Regions from separate parts of the Mus musculus genome. Here regions 2 and 3 are each linked to region 1. A link is a loop called in an ENCODE intact Hi-C map of the cell type or tissue named here. Cell type or tissue: left cerebral cortex. All regions are shown on one strand. Links, peaks and the distances in the headings refer to the core of each region. The heading gives the core; the rest is flanking DNA.

Region 1 (10,320 bases), core at 986-8,985:
CTGAGGATCCTGGGAGGCAATACACTCTGGGCTCTCTCACTTCCCTGAACTAATAATGCTTAGGTGATCACATCCTATGACCTTAGACTTATGGATATCTTCAAGCACTGTAAACTGGCCTATCTGCTTTCTAATTCTAAACAAACTGACGTTCAACTCCTGCTAAAGCTATATTACACATCTCAGAATCCAGAAGCAATTACAGATACCATTCCTCACCCAGCAGAAAACCACTGAAGTATCACAGTAAAGTGGACACTAAAGTGGAAACTTAAGGGTTTTTTGGAAAGTCAGTTGGATGGTGTTTAGCTAGGACAAACGTGTGAAGGAACATTTCATTAAAGTGGACACAAGTGTGAAAGGCTAAGGCAGACTCATGAAGGACCGTTTAGCTGAAGCAGACACAGGAGAGAGGATGTTCTGCTAAAGCAAACACATGAAAGGACACATGATGAAGGATTCTTTGCTAAAGACAAGCATGTATTGGTCTGCCCTACATTGCGTAGTTGAGCTCCATTTGTCAGGACTCCAAAGAAAGAAATGCACCAAAAAATTTTTGGTGGTATGTTGCAGTTTCTTGCCACCTCTGCAGACTCGGACTGATTGGAAGAGTGAGGTCACCTGAGACAGACGCACATGCTGAAACAAGACCCATGGAGGGCTATAAATAGAACCCAACGGAGAGTGATGGAGGCTGAGCTTAGCTTGCTTGCATAGTGCGTGTTGGTCTTGTGTCTTTGCTGATCTTCACTTCGATGAGAGAGGCACAGCTGAGAACTTCTGGCATCACTCCAGGTCCCTCCTGCTGACTCGTGCCAAGGCTGAGGCCTGGCTGTTCCTACGAGGTCATGCCAAGACTGCTGCTATTCAGACTCTCCCAAACTGGACTGCTGATGTACGCATCTGTGAAGTGTTTGTGAGGGGATCGAGCTTCCACTGCTGACTCCTGAACTGAACTGCTGATTTCCTGACAATGGAAGTTGCTCCAAAGAACCATTTCTAAACAGGTCTGCTTCCCCATAGTCTTTCTTCTTTCCTACTACCTCTGGTGGGTGGTGGGATGAAAGGGAGGTTAAAGTGTTCATCATTAAAAGTAGACTTAGAAAAAATTAAAGTTACATACCACAAGCCACGACAAAGGATTGTATGCCGGAAAAAAAAAATTACTTCTTCTTGATCTTAACATAGAAATGCTACCAAGAGTTCCAGCTTCCTCTCATCGACCTGACACCTTCCCACATGTAGCACGTGCAGTGGATAAAAACACACAAAAGAATCTCCTATGTAGATTTAGTCAAAGAGGATTATTCTATGTTTAGATACAACTTAAATGCCCAAAGATAGATAGATATAAATATAATTACAAGTACATAAGTAAATAGATAAATTAAGGAAGGAAAAGGGGAGGGAGGGAGGGAGGGAGGGAGGGAGGGAGGGAGGGAGGGAGGCAGGGAGGCAGGGAGGCAGGGAGGCAGGGAGGCAGGGAGGCAGGGAGGCAGGGAGGCAGGGAGGCAGGGAGGCAGACAGAGGTGGTGTTGCCACTCTAGCTGGTTTCATGAACCCAGGAAAGTAAGGGCTACAACGGAGGCAGACTCCAGTCTCATGCAATAGCCAACTCTATTCAGAGCATCAGACAATGTATACTCTGGGGGGTTAAGAAGAATCATGTAAGTAAAATGTTCAGTCACAAGGACAAGCCACACATACCAAAAATGTGTTTTTCTGTAAAGGCATATGAATAACAACAGCTGAAGAAAAAACAAAAACAAAAAACAAAACAAAAAAAAAAAAAGCCCTCACTCCTTTCCACTATGCCCGGGAGGAACATGAAAACACATTCCAAGAACAATTGTGTTTTGAAGAAACTGAGGTCACAAGAAACTCTTGTTGTATTTTTTGGAGTGTTCTCACAAGCACACAGAATTCCCTTCATATTTTTGAACAGGAGGGGAGGGAAAAGAAGGGAATGAGAAGGAAGGGATCAGGAGGAGAGAGGGAGGGAGGAGAGGAGGGGAGGAGGCCAGGGAAGGGAAGGGGAGGAGGGGGGGGGAGGGAAGGACAGACAACTAGCAAAAATTGGTCCAGCAAGGAAGTTCAGTAATAGAGCATTTTTGCATAGCATGTGCAGGGTCCTGGCTTCATTCTCCAGTGTCACCAAAAGTGTGACACAATTTTATATATACTGCATTTAAATGCGCATCAAATGCTGCAAAGAAAAAAACAGGATAGTAGCCTATGACTCTAATCTCAGCAACTAAATGGAAGCAAGAAGATCAAGCATTCTGGGCCAGCATCAGTTACAGAGTACACTGAAGGTCAGCCTGGTTGTTTGAGACCCTATCTCAAACAATAACAACAGCAGTTTAACAGCAGCAGCAACAACAGAAACAAAAACATAGAAATAATTTATTTTATAAAATTACAAAGAAAAAATAATATACCAGTAGGGCATGGTGGTGCATGCCTATAATCCCAGTGTTTGAGAATTAGAGGGAAGGAGGATCAAGAGTTCAAGGTTGTCCTATCTACATACAAAATTCAAGACCAGACTGCGCTACTTGACATCCTGTCTCAAAAAACAAAAACAAAAACAAAAAACACCAAAATGCTACCAGTGTATTTGGCTACTGAAATTGTAATTTATTTTCATTCTTTTCTCCAAGTTACAATTCTAATTGTTTCCTTCACCTTAATAAATTATGTAAGTCATGTTAAAGCATTAGTGTTAGTATATACCTTTCTTTAAAATAGCACTCAGATTTATTCAATTCTCTATAAAATTGTATCATCCAAATAGATTTCTCATTGTTTTGCACTAGAATCAGAATGGTACCTAGTAAATGTGTGTTGGTAGATTATTTTATTTAGTATTAAATTAGTATCACCAGTATCAAGGTTCCACAGAAAAACAGAATTGATATGATATATAAATGGATGAATAGGTACATAGACAGGTGGGAACTGGTTTCCAGGGTTAGAGAGGCAGGTGAGTTGAGAATCTGCAGAGCTGATTGCACAGTTCAAGTTTAAGGCCAACAGGCTGGGGTAGAACCATGAGAAGGTGATGTTGGTTCAAAGGCACACACGCTCGAAACCTGGGAGGGAGGGGGATGCATTCCATGTGCACCTGTGAAGGTCAGAGGACACATTGGTGGAATCCGTTCTCTCCGTTCACCTTTATGTGAGTTCCAGGGTTTAAACTCGGGACGCCAGGCTTTCAACCTGAAGCTTTACCATCTGAGCCATCTTGCTAACCCAGCCAACTCCTTCTCAAGAAAACACTCATGTCCAGTCCACCTAGAATATCCTGAGTTCCTGGCAGTAAGTAGATTTTCAACATTTTTCTGTTGAGAAGTATATTTTATGTTTCCCTTACAACTAAAGAATAAAAAGTAATTCAGGGAACTTTTGAATGTTGGGTGGCTGAAGACTTTGAGAGTCCCAGAGATGTTCTGCATGTATTTTTGAAAACAAGACTTTAGGAGGCAGCAGTTGGATGTTATCATTCAGAGTGATGGTCTGAGTGTCAAATTGACAAGGGGTGGTTAACTGTGTTGTTGTGATGGTTAATCTTGATTGTCAACTCCATGGGATGGAAAGTTGCCATGGAAACAGACCTCTGGGCAGGACGTTGAGGGAGCTTGTAGATTGAACTTGTGGAGAGAGGAAGAGTTGCCCTGAATGTGGATGGCATCATTCTGTCAAGTGGAGTCCTGAACTGAGAGAAAAAGAAAAGCAGGAGCCAGGGATCAATATTGCTCTCTGCTTCCTGACTATGGGTGCATTGTGACCAAATGCTTCCTGCTCCCACCACTATGACTCCCCTGTAGTGATGGTCAAACCCTTGAATTGTAAACCACAATAAACCTGTTTTGAAAAAGTTCCAAAGACATTTTCTAACTAAAAGAAGATAAAAACATAAGTAAGTTAGGCCTTGGAGTAGTGGCACATGCTTTCAATCCCAGGTGATCAGATCTCTGTGAGTTCAATGCCAGCCTGGTCTACAAAGCAAGTTCCAGAGCAGTCAGAAATGTTACATAGAGAAACTCTGTCTCTAAAGACATAAACAAGTAAACAAACAAACAAAACAAGATTTCAAGTAATTATGTCTTCATAAATTCATATATTGATATGGATTATTCATATGAATTATTTAAGATTAAAGAAACTTGCAAATAGTTGATTCCATCTAACTATTTTTAACATTGATATATTTATGATATTAAGTATTAATCATCAAGTGGATATTAGCCCAGAAACTTAGAATACCCAAGATACAATTTGCAAAACACAAGAAAATCAAGAAGAAGGAAGACCAACCTATGGATACTTCATTCCTCCTTCGAATAGGGAACAAAATACCCATGGAAGGAGTTACAGAAACAAAGTTTGGAGCTGAGACAAAAGGATGGACCATCCAGAGACTGCCCCACCCGGGGATCCATCCCATGATTAGCTGCCAAACGCAGACACTATGGCATATGCCAGCATGATTTTGCTGAAAGAACCCTGATATAGCTGTCTCTTGTGAGGCTAGGCAAGTGACTGGCAAATACAGAAGTGGATGCTCACAGTCATCTATTGGATGGAACACAGGGCCCCCAATGGAGGAGCTAAAGAAAGTACCCAAGGAGCTGAAGGGGTCTGCAACCCTATAGGTAGAACAACAATATGAACTAGCCAGTACCCCCAGAGCTCGTGTCTCTAGCTGCATATGTAGCAGGAGATGGCCTAGCCCGCCATCATTGGGAAGAGAGGCCCCTTGGTCTTGCAAACTTTATATGCCCCAGTACAGGGGAAAGCCAGGGCCAAGAAGTGGGAGTGAATAGGTAGGGAAGCGGGGGTCGGGAGGGAGTATAGGGGACTTTCGGGATAGCATTTGAAATGTAAATGAATAAAATATCTAATAAACAAATTGAAAAAAAGTATTAATCATCAAATACACTTACTGTGAAGTGCGGGGAAATTGTTTTGATGGTATTCATATTAAACTACCTGCCACTGTCCCCACCTCTGAAATCTGCAGCATTTAATTCTCTCTTCACTCACCCAATTCCACAGGTTAAGTTTTTGTACTTGTTCCTTAGTCAAAGGCACAGACTAAACCAAAATATAACCAAGCCAATCAGCCATGCACCACTCTATTAAGTTATTTCCGCAGGATTTCACAGATGCAAGCCCTCTCCTATCAGTATTGTGTTCAAGGCTAATGGCCAGCCTTGAATCTATACTCCACAGTCTGCACATTCCATTGCTTGCATTTAAATCACCTGTTGTATGTATGAAATTTTTGCAAAGCTTTTCTTGTTTCTCCCTCTAGTGGTCAGTGACTTTCATTAAAATGGGAAAAGTGTGTACAGTGGTAGTAATGTGCGTGGCATGTGAGGAGAAACATTCAATTTCATTGTGAAATGTGAACCACAGCTGAAGTTACGTCTAACAGTATGGAAAGTGATTTATTTGGGAAAATTTCTTTAGATGCCATATATACTCTCTCGATGAATCCTGTCTGTTGTTATATTAGTAATTGTTTAAGTATATGCTACATCATTAATTCCTTGCTCAGAAATGCACTGCTTTAGGGGCTGGAGAGATCACTCAGCAGGTTCTACTCTTGCAGAGAGCCCAGGTTTCATTCCCGCAGCCACTCGCAACCATCCATAACTTTAGTTCCATGAGATCTGATGTCTTCTTTTGACCTCCAAGGGCACTAAGAAAACATGTGGTATACATACTCACATTGAAGGCAAAGCATTCATACACATAAAGTAAGATACATACATGTAAAAAGGGTAACGTTGCTTTAATGCCTACATGAGACTCTGTCAAAAAGAAAATGAAAACTTTTCCTTAATTAAGTAATTCTTAATTCTCCCTCCACCTTCCACTTAAATTAATCAGTGTTGACTCTTGGCTCTTATATTATATTCCCCTTTCAACTTCTGATTTTATTGCTTACTCAGAGTTATGAAAAATTGTTTAAATTTTTAGAAGCAACATTTAAAACTCTGTGATAGTTCATCAAATAGTGAGATGGTCAAATATGAAAAGCTACAGAGGGAGTTCTGTGTATATGAAAAATTCTGGCTGCATATGTGGAATGGTGACCAAGTACTTCTGAACAGAAGATGGTTTTAATTTTTGTTAAACATGGTAACTAGAGGCTCATCTCAAAAGAGCACACCATGAAACTCAGGGAATAAGGAAACTTGTCATGCTTTGCCAAGATCAAAAAACAGTACTTTTGTTTAAGAAGTAGAAAGGCCATCTTGTTAAAGACAAGTGAGTGTCCTAGTTTACTGTCTATTGCAATGATAAAACACCATGACCAAAACAATTTGGGAAGGAAAAGGTTTCTTTCATCTTACAACTCCCAAGTCACAGCCAAGGAACCTGGAGACAGGAACCGAAGCAGAAACCATACGCTCTTACCGGCTTGTTCTCGATAACTTGCTCAGCCTGCTTTCTTATATCATCAGGTTCCATGGACCCAGAGATGGCACACCCCCACAACCTGCTGAGAACTGGACCCACCCACATAAATCATTAATCAAGAAAATACCATAGATGCAATCTTATAGAAGGGTTTTCTCAATCGTTCATTTTCTCAGATAATTCTAGCTTGTGTCAAGTCAACACACACACACCAGGACAGTGGTCTTCCAACTTCTCATCCAAATTAATTAGGCCCCTTCTGAGAACAAAGAGGACACTACTCACAACATGAGCTCTCCCAGACAATTTGTAATGTGATCACTCTAATAATCTCCGATCATTAAGATAATAATTTATGCACTTCATTAAGAAATAAAGCAAGTTAAGGTAGCTCCTTTATTAAGGAGGTCATGGCAAATCACATAGGCATGTTTACTTATTGTAGGTTGAAGTTTGCTTAGGGACCACTGAAGTACTGAAGACCTGTGTTCTTCAGATTCTTTCTGTAGGGTGACAACATTATTTGTTTCCCTGGAGCCTTCTAAGTTTTAAAACTGAAATTCAGATATTTAAGAACCATCAGACCCAGGAAAACCAAGCGCACTAGTCAGCCTTGACAAGTGGGTAATGTGGAGGAAGGGGCATTCACAGTAATCCCTTGTCTTTCACCAAAACTGAGCCAGCTCCTCCTGACTCTTCTGACCCGGCCCGTCTGTCCCAGATGGCTCAAGGCACTGCCTTCATCCCAAGCATTGCAGTGACTATGAACTTGTTGCTACTGAACATTCTGCTTCCTATACTTCTTCTGCTCCCCATCTGTCAGTCACACCTTTTCCTCTCACAAAGAGTTCATCAAGTCCATAGCTCTCTGGCCTAGGCTTTGTGTTGGCATGGAAAGACCTCCCTTATTATCTATATCAACTTTTACAGATCTCATTCTCATTCTCCTTTCTGTGGTGGTTTGAATGTGTTTGCTTGGTCCTTGGAAAGTGACACTATTAGGAGGTGTGTCCCTGTTGGAGTAAGTGCATCATTGTGTAGGTAGGCTTTGCTGTCCTATGCTCCAGCTCCACCCAGTGATGATGAAACCCTCTCCTGGGTGCCTGCAGAGCACAGTCTCCTCCTGGCTGCCTTTGGATCAAGATTTAGAACTCTCAGTTCCTCCAACAGCACCATGTCTGCCTTCACACTACCATGCTTCCCGCCATGATAATAATAGACTGAACCTCTAAAACTGTAAGCCAGCCCCAATAAAATGTTTTCTTTTATAAGAGTTGCCTTAGACATGGTGTTTCTTCACAACAATGAAACCCTAAGATGCTCTCTTACTAAATAAACATTTAGGAAGAAATTTTTTTTTAAAGTGACTTCATCTTCCAAAGATGGTAATGGTTCCTAGGTGATTTCTATGGGCACCTTACCATACTTAGGTCAAGCTGACTATGGAAAGTTGTTACTACAGTGTAGTGACAATTTTGGAATTTTGGTTTTTTTAAAAAACACAGAAATATTATAAGAATATGTTTCATTTTAATCCCAGGGTAATGTGGAGTATGGAGCTGCTTCAGATGTTCTACAGCAGCTGACTATGACTTGCCTCATGCTCTAGTAGGGGCATGATTTTGCCAGCTGCAGATAGTTTCTGCAACTGTGTGACATTTTTAGTTCTGGGGACTCTTCAAAGGGTATATAAATGATAGGGCCCTAAGAGTTGGTGTGGGTTGTTGGTTGGTTAGTTGGTTGTTGCTCGTTGCTATTGGTTGGAGTTAAGTAGTCCTGCATAAAAAAGAAACAAGAAGAAATTAGATATCCTGACTATGAAGACCAAACTTACCCTCAAGGAACTCAAAGCCCCTAATCAGCAGGAAGTGATCAAATAATAACATCACCCCTTTATGACCCCTGACTTTATTCAGGGGCCTCTTTCCTTTCTTCTTTACCCTTTTTTATCTTCTATCTTGTGAGAAGTGCTTGAAAGGGTGGAAGAAAGAACCCACAGAGGATCCAACATAAGCTATACCACAAAAACACTCTGCAAATTAACAAGACGCTATTGAACCCTAGTTTAGGAAAGATTGAGTCTCTAAGGATGTCAAAAGCATGTTTGGGGTTTTTGTTTTGTTTTGTTTTGTTTTGTTTTGTTTTGTTTTGTTTTGTTTTGTTTTGTTTTAAAGAGCTACAGTCCTATCAAGAGCAAATCATAAAGGCCATATGCCACATAACTTGGCCCAGCTCCAAGTGTCTCACCGAGGCTGGCTTCCGGTAAAGCCTCATCATCACTTGGTATCTAAAACCTGCCTCAAATTCAATAACAGCAGAACCAAAACCCTCAGCTTCCCCTAAAAGCCCTTGATTCCTTTTCTTTTTGCTCTTGAAACAGAGCACAGCCAGATGCAGAAGTCAAGGCCTTAGGAGGCATCTAAGCCTCCTGAGCCCCATAAACACCCCCCACGAAAAGCCTTCTCAAGCCCGCTGCCTTTCTCCGTCTCTGACCTTTCCTTGAGTTGTCAGTCTCCTTGTAGATTTCCTTGAGATCTCCACAGTTGCCCCCTCAGTACATTCTCTGTATGGCACCCATGTCTATGTTGTTATGAGCTAAATCATGCCCCCACAGAATTCAAATAAGTTGAATTCTACCCACTGTATCTCAGAACAAGGTATCTCTAAGAGACAGGGCCATTTAGGAAGTGGCTAAGTTAAAGTGTGGCCTTTGGGGTGAGCCTTAATCTGACCAATCTGACTGGTGTCCTTATGAATAAGTAAAATATTTTAAAAGACTATTCAGGCTCACAGAGATCCAGGAGGGCTCACTTACGAAGAGCAGGCCCTGCGAAAGGACAGCAGGAGGACGAGATGCTCAGTGGATAAAGGCCTAGCCTGACAACTGAATTCCACCTCCAGAGCCCATTGCAGTGGAAGGAGAGGACTGACCGAAGGTTGTGCCACAAGCTGTCATCTGAATGCCACGTGTATGCTGTGGCACATGCTACACAGAAAAAGAAAAAGGAAGGGAGGGAGGAAGGAGGGAGGAAAAAAATTCACAAATTATCTTAAAAGGCAACCAAAGGTAGGCCATATGCCTACTAAATAGACAAGCCCAGAAGGAACCCAGTCATGTGAACTTAATCTGAGCCGCCAGAACTGTAAGAATAATCAATACCTATTCTTTATGTCACTTGTGGCATTTTGATGCTGCAGAGCCAGAAGGTAAATGCACATGATATTTTCTTCCCTCAAGTCACCCTCAAAACCAAATGCAGTAGAATTAGGACTAAAGAGATGGCTCCGTGGCCAGGGTGCTTGCTGCATAAAGTATGATGACCTGAGTTCAGACCGCAGCACCTATATAACAAGCTGGCCACGCTTGGTCAGAGACGGAGAAAGGCAGCGGGCTTGAGAAGGCTTTTCACGGGGGATGTTTAATGGGGCTCAGGAGGCTTAGATGCCTCCTAAGGCTTTGACTTCTCCATCTGGCTGTGCTCTGTTTAAAGAGCAAAAAGAAAAGGAATCGAGGACTTTTAGGGGAAGCTAAGGGTTTTGGTTCTGCTGTCCAAACTTGTAGCACAAGTACTGTAAGAGGTAGACAGGGGACAGGGGAACTACTGGGGTTGTTGCCTACAGCCCAGATGAAAAATACAGGCTTCAAGTACTGGGAGAGACCTGCCTCAAGGGACAACGATAGAAAACAATAGAGATGGGAACCTGGTGTTCTCCCTTGGCCCTCAAGCACAAATGTGCAAGAGTCATATATATACTGCACACACACACACACACACACACACACACACACACACACACACACACACACAGGAAAGTGGGATCATATACATACTGTACACTGAGAGACAGAGACAGGCAGACAGGCAGGCAGACAGACAGACAGAC
Region 2 (10,320 bases), core at 955-8,954, 460 kb before region 1:
CCTCTGAAAGGCAAATACAGCATTTTATTTCATATAAAGCCTTAACCTTCAAGGTGAAAAATTTTATCACCAAAAAATGTGTTAAATCTGCCTTTTTATAAAAGAGGAGAGATGGGACATAAATAGTCAATGTAAATACCATGTAAGATAATTGCGATATTAAGACACTGAATCAATTTTGAAAGAGACTGGAGATGTAGCTTGGAGGTAGAGCACCAAGTAACAGTCTGTTTCAATGTCCAGCACCATGAGAAGGAAAAAAAAAATCTAATCACCTATACAGTTTAAATGGACAAAGATAAAAAACCAATAAGCACCAATTCTGTGACAGTGTTTTCTATCCACATGTACCATTACCAGTTCTCTAAAATAAGGCATGCTAATTTGAGTTAAAGAATGTAGCTAAAGAAGACAGCCAAATCAATAGTTAACTATACTGTTGTCTATACTGTTGGATTCTGCTTTAAACCAATCAGACCAATAGCTATGGTTCTTTAATAAGCAAATACACCTCACCTTTAAATCTACAATTTATATAAACCTCCCCAATGCCTTATCAGGCTTTTGTGACCCACAGTTATAACTTTCTTCCTCTGCTCTACATTCTATAGACAGGTAAAATATAGGTCAATTACAAAGGATTTTTAAAAAGGCACAAAATGAGAAATTTAAAATTAAAGCAACATTTTTCTGGAAGCTGCAGGTTACTTTAAACTATTAGTTTTAGTATGTAAAAATACTGAAAAGGAGTAGCATCCAAATAAACTGGAACTGACAGTAAAATATTTCCAAATACATTCTGGTGAAGTCTATATTTAAACCAAAGTATTTTTCCGGAATAGTCACATCTGGATGTAATGGTTGCCGGAAGAACTGTCTTAGATGGAGATTGAGAGAACTCTTCCATGAAGTGAGGGGTCTCCTCAAAGCTGTTAAACAATCCCTAACATCCTGTTCAAACTGGAAATTGGTTTTGGATTTAAGTAAAATGGGCAATGCCCACCTCACACACCTGCGGAAGGCAACATGCACAAACACTAGTAAACAGAGAAAAAAAAATGTTTCGTTACTTGAACATTTTTAAAAATGTCCTTAGTTTCTACCTTCCCAAAGAAAAAATAAGCTGATGACATATAAGGTTAGATGGCTGAGGAAGTCCTCTCATCTCACTATCTTGGTTTTGATTTAGTGTATGTTTCCTTGTTATTTACTAAGCACTGGCCCAAACTGGATTCCCGTCTTATGGTAAAAGTATGAACTTCTCCCCTCCAACTTTCTCGGAATTTTATTAGTCGTTCTAATAGTTTGTCCTTACTTTCTAGCACCCTGCAGCCTCAGCTTCTCCAGAGCTTGCACCTCACTTGCATTCCCAATAACGCTGGAGAGGGAGGGTGTGAGGGAGTGTATTTATGTGTGGAGAAGTGCACGCGCGCTCCCGAGCTGCTCCCCACCCCCACCCCGATACTTTTCTTTGCTTGGGAACCGAGGGAAATTTTTAGAGGTTATTCCAACAGAAACTCGGGATCCAAGCCCCAACCCTGGGAGCAGTCAAACGACAGGACGGAGTCCCGTGTTTGGGTTGCGCAGTGCAACTTCTCACTCCCTTACCCCGAAGCTTTAGCAGCTGGGAACGTGGTGGCGAACCTAGGGAGGAGCCGAGGAGATAAGAAAAAAGTGAAAGGGCCGATCCCCCGGAAAGGCGGTTAAGTTTGCAAGCCGCGGTCCTGTGTCTGCGGATCCGCGCCCACCGCGCTCCCCCTTCCAGGTGGAACTCGTTAGCAGCAGCAGCAGCAGCCCAGCCGGCCGACCCCGCCACCTTCCTTCCCCGCGCAACCCTCCAAGCCCCGGACAAGTGAAGGTGGCGGCGCGGGGAGAGGACGCCTGGCGGGGCCGGCACGAGCTCGGCGATCAGCAGGCCTCCGCCGCCCCCGGCCCGGTCACCTGTGGAGAAAGCGGCCCCCTCTCCGGCCTCTCTGCCCTTCAGCCGACCGTATCCCCGCGGCCCGGCCTGTGAGGACCCAGGCGCCCGGCCCCAGCCCCTTCAACTGGTTACAACCGGCGGCGGCGGCGGCGACCGAGGGTCCCCGGCGGGAGGGGAGAGGCAGGCCCCGCGCAGCGGGCTCTCCGAGGTCCTACCTAACAACGCCGGTCTCCTCCGTCGCCTCCTCAACGGCAGCGGCCGCGGCGGTGGCGGCGGCAGCGACATTCCTGGGGAGCGCTCCCGCCGCCGCCGCCTCCTCCACTCTCGGCTCGCCTCTCGCGGCCGGCGCGCTCCCCGCGCCCTCGCCGACACACACGCCCCGAAAGCCCGAGCCCCGCGGCTCGCGCTGCCCGGTCACCCGCCCGCTCGCCGGCAGCGGCAGCCCCGACCCTCCCCCCTTCCCCCGCGCCCGCCGTCGCGCTGGGCTCAGTAATGGCGGCCACTCGGGCTCCTCGCGCTGACGGATCTCTCCCTCTCTCTCTCCCGAACTTTACCTCAGCATCTCTCCCGGCGCGCACCGCCGGAACGCACGCACGCGCGCGCGCGGCCGAGCGAGCGAGCGAAGCCACACACACCCGGCCGGGGGTGGCGCGGGCAGCACGGGGGCGCGCGTGCGTGCGTGCCCGCGCCGCCCGCCCCAGAATTCCCCCGCCCCGCGGCGCTCACCTCCAGACGCCTCCCGAGCCGCGATCCCGGTTCGGCCCCGCCCCTGCCCTCGTCTCCCGGGAGCCGAGGAGGCGCGAGTTGCCGCGCCGGAGGGAGGGGGCGCGCGAGCGCGCGGGGCCGCGTCCCCGCTCCAGGCCCGCTCCCCATTGGCTTCTGCCCCTCCCCCTTTCTCCGCCTCTCCCACCCATTGGCTCCCGCTCCTACTCCCTTCCTTCTCACCTTTTCCCTGTTACCCATTGGCGTGAGTGGTTTTCCTCCGCTCTCCCCTTTCTCCGCGTTCCGCTCCTCCTCCGTCCCATCCTCCACGCTTCAGGCGCCTCACGCCGAGCATGGTCGCCGAGCCTTCCCTGCCCCTCTCCCTTGCCTTCCTTCGGTATTTGGCCGTAACTCGGAGTCCTGCAAAGGAACTCAATGTTGTGTTAGCCGTTGCAAGGCATGGCTTGGGCGCCGATCGTTCCTCCATAAATCCCTTGGAGTCTTAGGTCTCTGGGCACTGAAGAATGCAAAGGAAAGAATGTGCCTGAGCTGCGTCGCTCTCCGGCACCTGGAGCCACTCAGACAGAAGCCTGAGCTAGTCGTGAGCAAGAGGAGTCCTTTCCCCGTGGGCACGACACAGACGCAGGCCCTTGATCCTGGCTATTCTTAGGGAAGTTGAGCCACACGCCAAGATTTAGATGGTTTAGGGTAGCCCCAAGGGCTCACCATAAGCTCAACTTCCAACTCTGTTTCCCGACTTTCATGATACTGCCTTAGAATACATTCGGTCTTTTTTTGAGACTTAGAAATTACGCGTTTGGGAGTACGTTGGTTGAGCTTTCTATGTATTATTATTCATCTGTGCATTGACGTGAAAAGGCAGAGAGAATTTGAACGAAGGAAAATCAAGGCCTTTAAGCTCTGAAGGAACTATTTGTGACTTTCCCAAGGTCACCCTAATTTTAAATGGAGATGTTAGAAGGAAAAAAAATAAGTAAATCTGCTCCAATTCATTGGTTCATGTAAAGTGACTTGGGGGGAGTATTTCTCTTTGGAGCAAGATTCATTTCCTGTGCTGAAAATAGTTTATCATCAGTAAATATATAAAAATGCTTTAAAATTCAAATTATTCATAGGCTACATAAGGTACCGAAGTTAGCCAAGGTTGCTTTTTAGTGTTATAATGGCGTAGCTGCTGCCATCCAGAAGTAAATTTACACTCTGTCAGGAAAGAAAACAAAAACTGCCTGTTGGTACAAATTGGTTAGAAAATATTTGTCAGTAAATCTGTCACAATATTCCAGCAGAAGATCTGTTCATTTGTTCCTTCCCTGTGTCCCTCCACGGTTCATTATTCCTCAAAGGTAAACTTAAAATAGTTTAGAAGCAGAAAAGACATTTCTAATTCCTCTGTTATTCGCTCCTTAATTTTAAGAAGTCATAACTAAAATCCTTGATTCCATCCATTGCTGCACCAGAGGCTGTGCTCTGAGGATACTTACAAACTAAGACAATAGGGGAAGCTGAGGACCATTGCAATGAAAGTGACACAGAGAAGTCAGTCAGAAGGGAAGAGAGAAGAAAATTAAGAAGAGGAAGCTCGAATCCCCTACTTAGGCTTGAACAGAATGTGGTTTTGTGTATTTTTTTTTTAAATCTTTGTACTAAAAACCCTTAAACAATGCCTGGAGCCAATTAAAAACCTTAACCTGAATTGAATAGAATGTTAAGTACTATATGGTACTCATGCTAAGATGATTCTGGAATTATTTTCTAAACAACCAGAAAATCTTTAACCATGGGTATTTAGTAACATATGAGAAGTCAAATAAATCAAGGCTCATAAAAGAAATATTAGCATTAGGCATAATTTTCAACTACAGGATCTGACACCAGGTGCAGAAACGACTTGAAATATCATTGCTCTTAATAAAGGACCCTCCCCCAATTTTACCACGGTTTACAAGCAACAATTTTCATACCTGGCATTCCTTTTAGTCCTGCATCATCTATCTTGACTTAGAAGTTTTGGAAACGTAAAACGTTGCTTACTTTTAATAGTAATCTACTCACTAGAACATATAAGTCGCCACTGCTCTTTGTCTTTGTTACTTATTTCTTTTTTAAAAATAAAGCATGGCATTCTGTAGCCATAGAAATCTTAAAATGGGGATTAGAAGCCAGCATTCTGTGACTGATAATGTCTCTATGCTTGTAGATAAGACGCACTAAGCAGTGAGTAGAGAGTGCCATTCTTAAACCTGAACGGGCGCAGCGCTTTCTGGGGGAAAAACTGAAACATTCACCCTCCCCGCCCAAAAGAGAATATTTTAAGAAAAAAAAAATGAGGAAATTGTTCTTTAAGCTCATTGGTGGTACTATGTGGGAGCTGGAATAAATATTACCCAGCCTTCTCACATCTATTACTCTTATTATCTGGAATAAAAAATGTAAATGCTTCATCTGCTGTACTGGATAATTAAAATCACCCAGAGCTTTGTTCTTCGTTTTCTTTGAAAAAAAAAAAGGGGGGGGGAGGAGGAGGGAGGACGAATAACACTCCAGTCAGGCATTTTAGGGTTTTCATTTAAATATTTGTTCTACAGACTAATAGTTCTCCAACATATCCTAACAAGAGTATTAATTTTCATGGTTATTTTGGAACAAAAGATAATACAGTCATAAAAAAATGTTATGACTCTACCCTCTCCTCTGTTGGAAATGCATGAACTATGATAAACTCACAGAAATTTACCCTACAGAAGCAGTTACACCCCCTGCTGGAAATCCCTGATCATAACAGCCTTGTCTTTGGGAGCCTCAACCAAGAACACACACAAAGTCACACATAAGACATTCTTCTTGACAAGTAGAGTCAGTATGTTTGCCTAACTGACACAAAAAGGGTTTTTGGAGAAGAGACAATCTCAGAATATTGTCTTAATGACAGACACAAAGATGGAGAAGTAATGATATAAGTGGCTGTTCTGAAAAGCACATGCAAGACTATTTTCTATTTTCCTATGGCATTTCTCAACTCATTTCCAACCCTCTTAACAGATTCCCATCTCCTCACTAGAATTCTGTCTCAGAAGTTAAGACTGCTGCTGTGGGAAAGCATGGCAAGAGGGGGCTTTGCTTCTGCAAGTGGGCAAATGATGGTATACAAGCAGCCCCTGAGCCATCGGCTGAGTTAAGATGCCTAGGGTTTCCTTGTATCTGTTTTACCGCTACTAATGATAGTTTCAGCATGAAAGGGTGCTAAGCATGTCTTGGCTGTCATCGAGGAAAATATTTTGACAAGAGTTAAGGGAGTTAAAGTAATTGTGAGTACAGGAATGGAAGAGAAGGAGAGGAATGTGTTGACCTTCCCGCCTTTCTGTTCCACTGAGCCGTGTTCTCTTGACTCTCCAGAACCGTATTTTCAGACTGAAATCCCAAAGATGCTATCAGAGTCTATCTTCAAAATGTCATATTCCTGACCCTCTTAGTCATATCTAGGACACAACTGAAATTGTCAAAGTAGTACGCTATTATAAAACAATCACTCTTTTTAGAGAGTTTATTTGTAATGCAGGCTTCTCTTAGAGTAATGACAATTCACTCAGGTCCCAACCAGTACAAGTACTTTAATTAGACAAAATAAAAAGGTCTCCAAGTTATTTCCTCTCGCAAAAGGGGGTATTGTTAGGCCATCTGGACCCTCCGTTGAGTTTTTATGAAGGATCACAGCTTGAATTTAATCAATCCCAATAAGGTTAACCCTGTAAAACTGAAATATAATTGAAAGGGTGACTGGATAAAGGACTCGGATTCTCTCCTAGATTGTTACTGTGTAAACCCCAACCCTTTGACGTGAGGAGCAGACACCTGAGTTGCTTGGCTGTCTGATCATGTGTACATCGTTTTAATTGTTTGTGAATCCTCTCTTTCTTAGTGTAGACCAGATTTAGGTTGTGAGTTCTTCTGGACAGAAATGATGAATGTAAGTTTGGCTCCATGCAATGACGGAACACATGGTTCTCTGTCAAGTGCTTAGCAAATGTTTGCTACCATGGAACACTCTAGGTTTTATGTCTTCCTGGGGTTTATTACTAGCAGAAAGATTTAGATTATATTTTGAAGTACCAGCTGAGATAATCACTTTAAGGGGGAAAAAAAGCCTATGAAAGTTGATTTTGTTGTCCTTCCCCAAGTACAGCCCACGTCTCTCCATATTCCATCTCTCTGGTAGGTGAATGAGTCACTAGCAACAAATAAGTATGGATCTGAGACACCAGGGAGCATTCTCAAGAACTGGTGTAGCATAAGAGTTTCCTGCAATCAACAACAAGACAGCTAATCACTCTGCAATTAAGGCTCTGTCAATTCTCCTTTTTATAAGCTACAGTAGATGGTAAATATTTGTGTTGCCAGTCCATGCTTATGCATTTTCCTGAGAAAGAAAAAGAAACTAAAATATTATAGTTCTTCTAGCTCAACTATTATATATTTCTAAATACTTTTTTGGGGGGACAGAGTTTTATTATGTAACATCCTAGGTTACTAGCCCTGAATTTCACCCTCCTGAGTACTGGTAGCTAGTAAGGAATAATAGTCAAATTCTTTCTGTAATTTGACTTCCCATGCCTCTGCAGTACAGCCCAGAACAGGCCTATGTCATAGGCTTTATTTCTAACTCTTGTTTCATAAGAATGACTTTTAAATAATTACTTTTTTCTTAGAAGTATTTACATTTTTAATTCTGAGATAATGTAAAAAATTGGTGAAGCATTTCATGTACTCCACCTTAAGTCAAACAAGTCAAATTCTTACAAGATTAAATTTAAGTGGAGCCCATTTTAATCATCGTTTTCACTTATTATTATTACTTTCTGCAGTGCTGAGGATGGATCCCAAGGGCACGCAATGCTGGGTAAGCACTCTATCATTGAGCCGTACACTTAGCCTTGTAAGGAAATATTTAAAATTATATTTTAGAAGTATATATTCACTGAGAAAAATGACCACAGTATTGTATGCAGAGTGAAGTCTCACTAAGAAGCAATAATGCCATGATGGTTTGTGTAAAAAAAAAAAAAAATGTTTGCAAACAAGATGGCAACATCATTGACCAGTAAGGTAATATTTAACCTGCTCTGTGGAACTGTGGCTAATGCTAACTTCCTTCTTTTCTCCATCTGTCTTTTTCCTTTTGATTCGTTTCCTCATCCTAAGGTGTACCTTCCTCTTTACTGTCCTTCAGCTTTTTGCTTTTTAGTCTTTCTGTTTGTCTCTCGCAGGCTGACCACTTTGGGCATTGTCTGACTCCACTTATGCTAACCTCTGGCAAAACAAAGCATCCTTTGTAAGCATATTATTGCCACGTGTAGGGTCTAGATGATACGACTTTGATGGCTTTTTAAAGCTCTTATAGACCAAAAACATGCCAACCAAAGAACATGCATGTAATTATGTTTGATGACTCTGTTTTTAAATTCTTAAATCTACCAATCGATACTATTATCTAAGGTGGAAGATGTAGCTCAGTTGATAGAATGCTCATGGAGTAACTATAAGGTTCCATCCTAGCCCCACATAAACCAGATACGGCTTTCCATGTCTGTGAACCCAGCACCAACATTGGGTGTCCTTGGGTCCATCCTCAGCACTGCAGATAATAACAAAAAAAATAATAATTAATAATAATTTATAACAATGATATTAATAAAATGGGCTCCATTTAAATTTAATCTTATAATAATTTGACTTATTTGACTTAAGGTGGAGTACATGAAATGCTTCATAATTTTTTTTACACTATCACAGACAAGAGGATCAGAAGTTTAGTAGTTATCCTCAGCTACACTCCGAGTTTAAGGCCAGTCTGGGCTACATGAGACCCTGTTTCGAAAATAGCATGACCCATATTGGAGATGGTCTCATGGAACATCTACTGGATAGTCTAATCGATCATTTTCACAGGTGCTGATAAAGGAAGTAGATCATTCCAGGGGTTCCTGTCTAACTTTCTAAATGAAAGTAGTTTTATGATAGAATATATTTCATTTAGATGGTCTCTCACTTGGATTTGTTACACATTTATTTTTGCATTCTGCCATCCCATGAGGGTCCTCTTTCTAAGTGGAGGCAATTCTCCAGCTCTTATGTATCACTGCATACTACTGAACACAATACCAGCTTAAGAAGAAATAGCAATGATCTTACTACAGTGCAAAACAGTTAGTGTCAACGCGTCAGTCTGTCGTGAAAGACCACTGAACTGGGAAAGCAGAAGACCAGGATTTCAGCTCAGGTTCTGTTCACTGCTAAGATTTTTCAAAGGCCTTTGCTTCTATTTGTGCTTATTCAGAGAACTTTCTCCACTCTCATGTTAGCTTTCTCCACTCCCATGTTAGCCAGTGAGGCTGTTTTGCACACTGAACCTGGGGAGCAGCATTCCTGCTTCCTGGTTTATGTTAGCGTGGCCCTCACCCACACCCACTGCCACACCCAGGACAAAACTGCTGCTCCTGGCTTTCGATTCCGTTTCAGTTTTGTTCTTACTGCATCCCTCTCCACAAAGATTAAATACTAACCAAACAAAGGATAGGTCCACCCCACCCCACCCCCAAAAAAACCTGACCTTCATTCCAGGTAAATTTATGAGTCTGTAATCCCAGGAAGGGCTGATTGCTACAAATTCAAAACCAGTCTGGGCTACATAGTGAGTTCTAGGTCACCCTGGACTACATGGACAAAACCCTATCTCCAAAACAACCCCCATTCCTAAACCCCACCCTGTCTTTAGGTTTGGATTTCTAGACCTTTCTGAACAAACTTTCCCCATTCAAGCTGTAAGATCTACTGATTTGTTTTTTTCTTTCCCTAACAATAACCGTTTATTTCCTAAGATCACAGCCTTTAAGCTCCCCAAATTCATTCATTACTCTGCCTTTCAACAGTATAGTTGAGGGGCCCATCCTGAGTCTCAGTAGCCATCCTATCCAGGCTGCATATTTTCCATTTTTGCCCATTTATGATCAGTTTTGTTTCTATCCTTAGCTCCAGGTAACCACTAACGTTCTACACACACACACACACACACACACACACACACACACACACACACACACACTTAGAATCTTCATTTCAATAGCATAAGCCTTGAGCAGGACTTTTGAGACATAGTGATCAAAAGCAAGGGTCCAAGACTAGGGTGTGTCCTTGCTATTAGTTCATTACTAGTGTCTACAAAAAGTGCTTAACTCTTAAGCCAAGGACAATTTTAGAGTGGTTCAAAGGACAATTTTAGAGTTTTTCAGTTGCTATTTCCATTTCAGGGATGTGTTACTGTTGTTGTTTAGTTTGTGTTGTTGTTGTTGTTTTACAGGGCAAGGCAACTTCTTGACTCTAAAGAAGTCACATGCCACAGTGATTTAGAGATGAAAAAGAAAAGAGATTACTGCAGTTTGGCCCTTCACTTCTGATTTACTGTGTGTGCATCTTCCGTGTGGCCTGCGGGGGCCCTGTTATTTTGGTACACATCCCAAGTGTCATACTGATTCCAATAAAAGGGTTCTGGTTTTGACAGTGTTCTGTGTATCTGCCTCGTGATGGGACGATGGGCTGCTGACAATCCTCATAATTTACATAAGCTCCAAACCCTCACTTCTCCCCACCCTCTCCAGTCAGCTCTTGATGCCACACTGGATGCT
Region 3 (10,320 bases), core at 870-8,869, 790 kb before region 1:
AAAAAAGGGTTCTTAAACTAAATGCAAGATCCAATGAGGTTGAAGTAATCTACAAACCCTGGTGGCTCTGGGGGCTGCACTGAGCTCAGCAAGATGCCGCCCGTGCCTTTTGTTTGTGTAGCAGAAGGTAGCATGGATTTAGTTTGATGCCAAAACAGTCTACCATTCTGGTTGTCTTAAAGCCTTGAAACCAGAGGTTCTCAGGCCTTGGATCCCCTTTCACAAGAGTCACATATCCGCACATCAGATAATTACGTTACAATTCATAACCTTAGCAAAATTCTAGTTATGAGGTAGCAATAAAATAATTTTATGGTCGGGGGTCGCCCACAACACGAGGAACTGTGTTAAAGGGTTGTAGCATTGGGAAGGGTGAGAACCTCTCCTGAGACCTTCTCTTCTCAGAGAATCCTAATGGTAGAGTTCAAAATCCTACAGTGTTTCCATATCAGAGGACTTGTTTGTCTGCACTGCTTGTCTATGCTACGCATAGCAACCAATATGAAGTTGCTGCTGACCTATAGAAACAGTGAATCCATGGGCTTCAGCCTCCACTGTTGTAAGTCGGCTGGATATGGGAACCAGAGGGCTGAGGATACAAGGAAGTGGATATATAAAAAGAGATTTATTTTATGTTAATAATTTTTTTTACTTCACCTCATTGAAGTTGGGTCACAAAATCAAATGCCAAACCTCTTCGCATGGAAGGAATTAAACATTCCTAGCACTGCTGAAAAAGCAAGGCGCGCTCCGCTGTCTGCGTTAGATCCATGACCCAACTGTAACAGAGTGTGCCAAATAAGTCTAACCACGAACCGAGACAGGGAAAGCAGGGCGCTCTGCCCACTGTGCCAGCACAAGAACCACGTGCGTAGCAGGTGAACAAGCTCCCCTGAGAACAAGACCAGGCCGCTACCTGTCATGCAAAACCCTGGATTTTCCAGTCCTCCTTGCTGTAATTCGCACTCCCTTCAAATGCATCTTGTCCAGGCTGGTTTGCTAAAACAGCTGGATGAATCTACAGGAATGCAGAGAGCGAGGGAACTGCCACGCCTGGCTTCCCCAGCCCTCTCTTCCTTTCTCCCTTCATCCTTTGGAATTTTGATTAGATTATGACAATTTGGCTCGTTCCAGGAGCAAACACTGCATCTTCTGGCTTTTCTAGTTTGAAAAACAGATGGTCCCTTCACTGGGCCCAGGGGAAAAGGAAAACAACTTGTTATCAAGAATTTCCTTTGGCTTCTGCTTTGCAGTTTCTAGTTTCCCAACATGCAATTCCTTGACGAGCTGGTGCGCTTGTGGGCTAGAGCCAGTGTGAGCATCCAGGAAGCAGATCTGTAGCAACTTTTGTCTCCCCTTGCCCATTCTCCCAGCCCAATCCTCATCCCTGGCCCAGTGCCTTCAGAAGTCAGAGCAATAGAACCCTAACCTGTTATTTATGTTACTCGAAATCACTGTTTCGAAACTCAATGTAAATTAAGCTACGGGTCAACCTCAGAGAAAATTAATACAGAGTAAACTATTTTCTATACTGCAGTTCCAAAACCCCAAAGGGGTTTTTATTTGAGCAAAAATATACATGCTTAAAGGAGCTCCTTGGCCCAACTTGAATCGCTCTGAGTGAGACAGAGTCCAGTTTGAACTGGATTTTCCTTTGTAATCTCTGTGGCATTCCAAACATTTCTACACATCAGGATTACATCATATTCCCCCCTCCCTCCTCCCCCTTCAATACAAACAGCCATTATACCCCATTTTCATGACCTTCGGGTTCCCAGTATCAAATTACCCAGCTGGTAATTTCTATCTCCCTTGGTTGCTAAGAGATGGCGATGGTCCAGACCAAACTAATATTCCTGAACGCTGAACCTCAAGTTGCCATAGGAGTGAATGAAACTCAGCCGGAGCACAAAAGGGCTCACCATTTGGCAGCCAGGCTGTGTGTCTTTCACAGCTGCAGGAGACAGTTGGTCCAGAGAACCTTTCTGCCATCTCCCTGCCAAGTCACTGCCACGTTCTCAAGCGGTTGACACAATGGCTTTCAGCAGAAGAGCTGCCATTTACATTACAGAGATCAGTCTGCTGTCCCACCGTCTCTTCTGAATTAAGTTTCATGGTTCCATAGCTAAAGCCCCCCCCACTCCGATACAACAAGCCCTTTTAATGACAACAGTCACAGAGAAGGCACTTGTAGGAAATGCTAGTGTATCTCTCCTCCTTGTGGCCTGGCCTGCTTGTCTGCTCAGGCTCTTACTCCCCAAGCTGCTACTCTGGGGCTCTCAGATGAGCCCTTCCTGGGTATTGTCCCACCATGGCCACATCTCCCCTGGGAGCTTTCCACACTGGGAAAGCTTTTCCTGGCTGCTCTCTGGAGAGGATCCAAAGCTGGAGGGAGACACCTCAGGGCTCCTGATTAAAAGCCCTCGCCTCTACGGTAGATGCTCGAGGATAATTTGGCTAATCGGTCAGCTTGATCTGGTTTCAGATTCCTCTGACATTTTCTCATCCTCAACAAACCTTCAGAATGCAGAATTCAGAACCCCAGGTCCAGGATGGACTGCCTAGGGACCTGTGACAAACGTCAAACGTCACATTTCTTGTAAGAACAAAGGTTTCTAAGCTTTATGCTTTGAAGGCTCATTTTTCAAGTTAGAGCTCATAATTTGTTAGCCCAGGTCATACCCCAGGATTCCTAACACTCTGCAATATCTGTGTTTCCAAACAGAGTCCTGCAACAGCATGCCCAGCTTTAACTTTAGCCAATCCAGTCAGGTAGCAATGTCAGCAGGATCCCGTAAAATGGAGAAGAAAGACACAGATAATGAAATAAACTAGGAAGACACTTCATACCTTGGACAGAGGTGCCTGTGTCAATTAACACTAATTATTCAATCAAGACATTTGCCCTAGTGGGAGGCACAGACTCCATTCACCCCAATTAAGCCAGTGGATGCTGAAAGGATTTACAGGAAAAGCAAAGGAAGGTAGAATATATTCAGCAGTCGAGAGGCACGGGGATGTGAATCCGTCCTAGCTCGTGGCCGTGACCTTGGAATTCCCTGTTGACGTGTAAGACAACCCAAGAAAGGTTGTGCATGATAATCTGCAGTTTAGGACATCTGAGTTCTGCTGCAGCATGCGTTACCGTATACCCTCACCAGCAGACTGCAGGGCCAGTCACGGGTCAAATAACTTCTGCTTTCTTTAAGCCCTTCGATAATTAGAACCACAGAGATAATGGGATTTAGCCTAGCTTGTGGAACTATGTGTTAATTGCAATGATAATTTTCATGACTATGGACCAATCCATTTATTACTTTTAAATTCTGAAATTTTTAAATGAACCAACAATATATTACTTTGAGTTTTAATTTGAAATATTTAATAGCTATTAGCCCAGATTTTAGAAAAGGGGAAAATTTTGTAATATGTAAGAACCTGGCTTATCATAATTGTGCACTTAAAATACTTTCCAAACTAGCCTCAGCCTGTAAAGAGATTTTCTTGCACTTTGAAGTCTATTCTGTTATCTGAAATGGTTAGATAAGTGTCTCGGGGAATTTGAGTGAATTTGGAATAGTATTAGATTATGAACCAACTGAACATTAGCCAAAAAGAAGCGAATGGATGGCTGTAAATACTCTGATTTTCATAGGAAGCTTGCTAGGTTTAAAGGTGTGTGTGCGTGTGTGTGTGTGTGTGTGTGTGTGTGTGTGTGTGTGTGTGTGTGTGTGAGAGAGAGAGAGAGAGAGAGAGAGAGAGAGAGAGAATTAAGGCCCAAGGAAAGCCATGATTTAAAACCTCTCCTTTTACTTCTAAGTGTTCCTTTGAGCTTCAGCTGTGAAGATTTAAGCCTCGCCTCCTACTGTGGGTTCAAATCATGACTCTGTCACAGCAGACTTAAATATTTTTGGTAGTGAATGCGTGCCCTAAATTTCACAGTCGGCAGTTCCTCTCAGCTTCTGGTTCTGCAGAGATGAAGATGACAGATTGGACAGGGGAGGAATGTACTCTCTTTGTTCAGCCGCTGTGTGAGTCTCAGCAACAACCATGATACACTGAAATAAGCCACGAGTCAGACAGGGAAGTTATGTAACTTTCTCCAAGAATAAAATATCGTAAATCTGAAATTGTAATGGAAGTCTCCAGTTTTGGTTGACTACTGTCCAATGAGCACATGAGGGGAAGACATTTCTAAAACAGGTTCCTCTCAAATTTTATGTACATCTGAAACTCTGGGATATCATAAGTGAGAAGTGTGGTTTGGGAGGCAAAGTGGGGTACAGACATTTTGCAACGCTAACATCTGCCAAGGGGCTGCCTAAGCGTCCAGTGCAGGAACCACACTTAGGGCAGCAAAGCTCTGAATGTTAGAGTCCAGATGATGCTTTGTAGCTTTTTCTAGCAATAAAGAATTTTTTGGAAGTTGCATAAAGGGAGCAATATTATGTAAGACAGTCCCCGGACCTAATAGGACATTTGTACTGTGGTATATGTTATATTATATAGTAAATGCTATAATAATAATTGGGAAATTAATGTTTTGCCATTTAAGATGTTTTTTGTAAGGGCAATTAAATTTAAAGTAAACCAGTAAATCCCAGCATCTATGGGCTATTTTATTGGGAAATAAAGATAGTAGTCTTGAAATAAAATACATCACATATGCATACTGATACATACACCAATTCTTCTCATTAGTTGATTGATCCTTCACCGATCAATGATCCTTCACCGTGGAAATTAATATAAGGTTATGTAAGTTGGAAGCATCTCTAAGCATCATTGGCTGCCAGGTAGAGGTAGAAATCTGCATAGATAATCTTAGCAGCAAGGCAAGGCTGAGGAAGATGAGGCTTAAAAGCGCATTTCTCCATGAACACTAGATGGCGCTGCAGAACAAGTGAATGCCAATTGTCCAGGGGCTTCCTTTCTGGGAGTCACTAAATCTTGCCACACTTTTACAGATAGAAATCCAAATGATCTTGGGTTTATATTAGACCTTTGGACATGTTTTAAAGGCTTTTTTACTGCAGAATGCCATTAATCTATTGGGAATTTAAACATTGCACAATCTATTAGTGTTTTTAATGTGTACATGTATGCTTTTTAATTCTTCATAAATTACTTGGATAATATTATGGGTCACAAAGACCGTTCAGTGCAGTCATACAAAGGAGGTTCTAAAACTCAGCGTTGGCGATTGGGAGCAACTCAAAGCCCTCTCTTGCTTTCAGGGGCTACTTTGTAGCAAGTTGATGAACTTGATCAGACAATGCCTAGAAATGATTTCCTGGCACAAAATCTCGTGTCAGAGTAAAGCAATTTCACGAAGTTGCATTAGTTCTCGCAGTAAAACCCATGAGTCAGGGAGGATTAACATAATAGAGGAGGGATCAGCAAGCATGCTAGTGGAATGCCTGCTTAATAAGCCTACCAGTAACATCACTACAGGGTTGAAAGCAATCGTTACACGTGTGTGTGTGTGTGTGTGTGTGTGTGTGTGTGTGTGTATTCATGTAAATACACGTCACAGAGGTTTAGTTCTCTCACTCGACCTTGTTCCTCTGCTGTCGTGAGTTTTTTTGGGTTTTGAATCAGGGTCTTTCTTGATACGTGAGTTCTTACACGTTCTTCCTGCCCCTACTTCCCTTCTTGCCATAGCACTCTGGTATTACAGAGGCACAGCACCATACCCACCTTTTCTGACTTGGGTTCTGGGAATGGAACTCTGGTCATAAGGGTTGCAAGACAATCCATCTCCCTTTCCCCTAGTCCCTTCATTTTCTCTCTTTTAAAAGACTTATTATTTTTATTTATGTGCGCCTTCCCTCCAGCCCTCCTTTTTTTTTTTTTTTTTTTTGGATAGAATAGAGTTTATTCAGGGCATGGGTAGGGGAGTTGAAAGGCTTGTAGAGGCAGAGAAAGGCAGAGAGAGAAGTAGAGGCCGGCCATGCACACATGGAGAGAGGGGGGAAAGGAAAAGCGAGAGAGCAGGAACAGGAAGGCAAGAGCAGGAGCAAGAGGACCCCCATTCCTATTTTATGAAGAGCTATTTACTACTGATGGTCTGCGATGGATATCTAGAAATATTAATGTTGATGAAAACAATGTGAAAATTTTTCAGCAAAGGATTTTGCCCAACTGCTGTGCAGGGCACTGGGGGACTGGCGAGTCTTTGAAGGTTGTCATGTTGATGGTAGGACTTTGATAAGGAGGAAGAAACGTGAGTGTCTACAGGAGGTACTTGAGAAAGACAATGTTCAGAAGCAGGAAGACAGCAAAGTACACCAAAAGTGAAAAACCCACTGCTTCAAACCACACTTTCTCATGTGGCACTGCAGCTGGGTGAGCCAGCAAAGATCTTCATCCACTGGACCTCAGCAAAAGTGTTTAACATCCTGTAGAAGCTTGCAGCCACAGCATATCTACACACAGAGGCCTAAACCCAAATCAGCAAAGTCCCAGCCCACAAGGATCTTCCACTTTAATGCCGTGTGCCTTGAAAGATCTATGTGTTGTTGCTGAAGGCTTCAGTGTACTCATTTCCTGGGTAGGAAGCAAGGCATATAGGGACGAAGATTGGCACTCCTCCAGGAGTATAGAGTATGGAATATTTGGGGTATAAAACTAGCCTTTCTGATGTCATTTCTTCTCAATGTCCTTGGCATTCAAGATGCCAGCATCTTCCCCAACAATAAGCGTGTAATTATGAGCGTTCTTATCAGGTTCCAGCTCTGCACATGCCCAGTGAAAGGTTCCTTTGCCGAATCCAGTGCTTGGAGAGGTAGAGAGGCCATCACTAGTGTGGGAGGGGCAGAGAGATGGTGTCCAGAGCACAGCCAGCAGGCGACAAGTCACTTGGCGAAGTGAAGGAAGGGGTTCAGGGAGACACGGCAGCGGGACAGAAAGAAGAAAGTCAAAAATGAGAGGGGGAAACAGAAGCAAATAAAAGCAGGGCATTTTCATCTGTGGTGATGGATGGAGAGTTGAGCAATGTGAGTCAAGGGAGCGGAGGGCTCCGGTTGAAAGGAGTGTCACTACCTCAGGGCTCACAGCTGGCTGTCAGAGCACTGGGAAGAGAAAGCCAACCCATGATATGCCCATCTCTGATTTGAAGATAACACGGTCAAACAAGCAGCGGTAAGACAGGGTGTCTGAGGATGGGCCTCCACGTTTGAGGCCAATGATCACCTCTGCAATAACACTTCCTGTCTATGTGGACGATAACGTTTTTGTTACAGGTTTGTGAGAAGTCTTATATGAATGCTATTTTTAAAAAAAAAGTTTTCATTCTGGAAAATGTCAAAGATATAAAAGCAGGGTAAGAAAGAATCATAAGCTTCCATGAATCCATCACTGAGCAAATCAGATGGGGTCTTCAGCCAGTCCCACTTTATCTGAGTTCCCCCAATTATAATTAAGCCTTCTGGTAAGCAAAGCGGGTACACAGTGGGATTGCAGTACAGACAGCTAAAACACAAGAGCCCTGCCTGCTTTGTAACTATAACCACAATGCCACTGTAGATTCCATTTAAAGTTAACTCCTTAGTGTTAAAATATAAATTACTGCCTGCACTCTCTCAACTGTCGTGTTCTTATGCCTTATATTTTTAATCATTACCCAAAAAGGGGTACAGCCACTGAGTGGTAATGCGTTTCTTCTTACCTCTATTGTCACATTTGCTCTATCCCTGAATTCTCTTTCCTGGAGTTCTGCTGAAGGAACAGGCTTGTATGCCCTGCAAAGTTTCCCAGACTCCATTTTTTTTTTTTTTTTTTTTTTTTTTTTGCTTACTGTACTCGAATTGTTTAGCACAATCCCCTCTCCTGAAAACTGGCAGATCTGGAGGCTTGCTTGTGGTTAGGCTTCTTTTTCTTCATTCCTCTCTCCCCACCCTTCTCAGAATGATTGATATACGGTGGTGTGTGGTTTTGGCAAGAGGGTTGCATATGATGTCTTCCCGTTCGTGATTTTATTAGCGAGAAGAATTCACTGCGAGCTTCATGCTCCATGGATGTGGGGATCTCTGTAGTCATTCTGATTACAAAAGATCCCACCAGAACCACTCACAGGAACAACATACCCTAATTTCCTTCAAGTGTGACTGTGGTCTCCACTCCAGAACAGCTGAATCACTGGCTTGCCTTTCAGTCACCTACAGCCTTATTTGAGGAACTTTCGTGAGCCTGGGCGACTTCCTGCTCGGGACCACACTGCCGCAGCTTCTTCTCCAAGGTGCCTGAGATGCACAAGTTCAAACTTCCTGGCCGTACGCCTGTGGTGATCACTTTTTCTCAAATCCTCTTATCTTTTTTTTTTAACTAAGACATGATTTACATGCAATATAATTTATCTTCTTAAGTGTAGAGTTTGGCAACTGTTATTGAAGATAAACAGCAGCAAGACCGAGATACATACCACAGTTTTCAGCCCCTAGATATTTGCCATTTTTAGAATGTCATTTAAATGGAGTCACACAGCACGCAGTTTTTATTGTGCTTTATGTAATTCATGCAACATAATGCTTTGGGATGTATCAATGTGACTGTACACAAAAGTAGTTAATTTGTTATGTTCTCAGTAGGTCCTCTTGTCCTCTATATGGGAGACATTTTCCTCTCTCTCCTTCTCCCCCTCTCCCTCTCTTTCCCTTTCACCCCTCTCTGTGTATTTGTGTGTGTGTGTGTGTGTGTGTGTGTGTGTGTGTGTTTACCAGTGGATGGGTATCTGGGTTGTCTCCAGGTTGGAGCTGTTACGAGTCCAGCATCCCTAAGTTATCCCCTGCTGTGCTCGTGTGCATTTGTTCTTTCCTTCTAGCTTAGGCTCCTTTCCTAAAAATTTCAATCTTTCTCCCTCGCTACCTTCCTTCATTCCTTTCTCTTCCCTTCTTTCTTTTATTTTTTCTTCTTTTTCTTTTTCAGATACTGTCTGATTATACAGCCCCAGCTGGTCTGGAACTTGTTGTGTAGACCTAGCGAACATTGAATTTAGAAACTTGTCTGATTCTGCCTTTGGGGTGCTGGAATTAAAGGCACACACCGCCACACCGAGCTTACTTCTAATTTTCAGAGGTTTTTTTTTTTTTTTTTTTTTTTTTTCCGCCTGATTTTAAAGATCTTCCTTCTCTTTAATAAGGAAACTTGAGTTGTCCAAATTCAAGTATGTGTGTACATATGTGTGCATGTACATGTTTGTGAATAAACTCACTGATGCCAAAGCTGGCCCTGGGTATCCTCCCTCTATCATTTTCTACCTTATTTTCTGAGGCTCTTTCATTGATTCCGTGGTTCACTGATAGTCTACTCTAGCTGACCAGTGAGGCCCCTGGGGTTATTCAGCCTCTGGTTTATGTGCTGGGATTACAGGCCTGTGCTTGGCTTTCTTCAGATGCTAAGGATCTGAAATTGGGTCCTCACACTTTACCCAGCAAGCAGTTTACCCATTGAGCTATCTTCTCAGCCTGAGTGTTTCCAAGTCTTACTCCTGTTTGCATTTCATAATTTAAACCATTTTCTTAGTAGCTTTTGGCTTCATCAGGAGAATTTCATATCATTTCCATAGATGTGGGCATATCTTTCTGGTATACCTTCTTTATCTGCAAATACATTAGTATGTTGCGTCTCTTTTTAAAATATAATTTTGTTTGGTAATTAATATCTTCTCTTGCCCATTTTCTTTACAATTACTGTAGATACTAATAACACTTTTAAAAGCATTTGCAATTACAAATAATATTTTTAAAAGCTTTCCTCAAAAAATAACCTGGAAGGGGCTTGAAAGGTAGGTTAATAGCTAAAATCATGTGTTGCTCTTCCAGAGGACCCAAGTTTGGTTCCTAGCACCCATGTCAGGCAGCTCACAACTGCCTGTAACGCTCTCAAGGACTGGATGGCTCTGGCCTCTGTGCACATCTATACTATGCCTTTGTCATGCTTCCCCCCGCCCCTGCACACCTACACATAGTTTAAATGATAGAAATAAGTTCTCTAGAAAAGAATACATGAAGAAAGTACAGCAGCAGCAGTCCATGTTGATGTCTTCTGTAGACAGTAGTGACATTTTTCCTGTCTGAGAATTTTACAGTCAGATTTATCTTTGTTTTCTGAAAAAGAAACCAATGCACCAAAACTTAAATTTCTTTACGTTTACAGCAAGGCAGCGTTACAGCTCTGAGTTCCTGTGAGCACCCACAGATCACGTCTTAACCTGAGGCACCGTCTTTTTTAAATTATTTTTTCCCTCTACATTTAGTTTTATTTATTTTTTTAGGGGGTGTATTCGTGCACTCTCGTGCGTGCATGTCTGTGTCCATTTGC

The links. Peaks named below come from ENCODE experiments on the same cell type or tissue, not always from the same donor. Only the 100,000 strongest peaks of a DNase experiment are listed, where the experiment ranks them.
Region 2: a loop joins it to region 1, with 3 times the contacts of the local background. A loop is called at or near these places in 8 of 42 quality-filtered maps.
Region 3: it touches region 1 in a loop (3-fold over the local background); 10 of 42 quality-filtered maps call a loop at or near these places.

What each region holds. Positions count from the first base shown.
Region 1 is chr12:52,033,508-52,043,827 of GRCm38, reverse strand. No RefSeq gene overlaps it. Among named protein-coding and RNA genes, the nearest start is that of Gpr33, 11 kb to the right of the region's middle. In left cerebral cortex, for the core only: a CTCF peak has its summit at 5,332 (motif pointing left); a DNase peak (open chromatin) is centred at 5,302.
Region 2 is chr12:52,496,204-52,506,523 of GRCm38, reverse strand. It overlaps a transcript of Arhgap5 not described here. Among named protein-coding and RNA genes, the nearest start is that of Arhgap5, 15 kb to the left of the region's middle. In left cerebral cortex, for the core only: a CTCF peak has its summit at 5,406 (motif pointing left); DNase peaks (open chromatin) are centred at 1,780, 2,817, 5,413, 6,931 and 2 more places; H3K4me3 peaks cover 2,660 bases; H3K27ac peaks cover 3,476 bases.
Region 3 is chr12:52,826,993-52,837,312 of GRCm38, reverse strand. All of the region lies in intron 2 of Akap6 (A kinase (PRKA) anchor protein 6), which reads right to left. It overlaps Gm51971 (a long non-coding RNA gene), which reads right to left. Exons shown (of 2, transcript XR_003950181.1): 2 at 5,501-10,320. Among named protein-coding and RNA genes, the nearest start is that of Gm51971, 33 kb to the right of the region's middle. In left cerebral cortex, for the core only: a CTCF peak has its summit at 4,884 (motif pointing right); DNase peaks (open chromatin) are centred at 1,143, 3,974, 4,875, 6,622 and 1 more place; H3K27ac peaks cover 2,075 bases.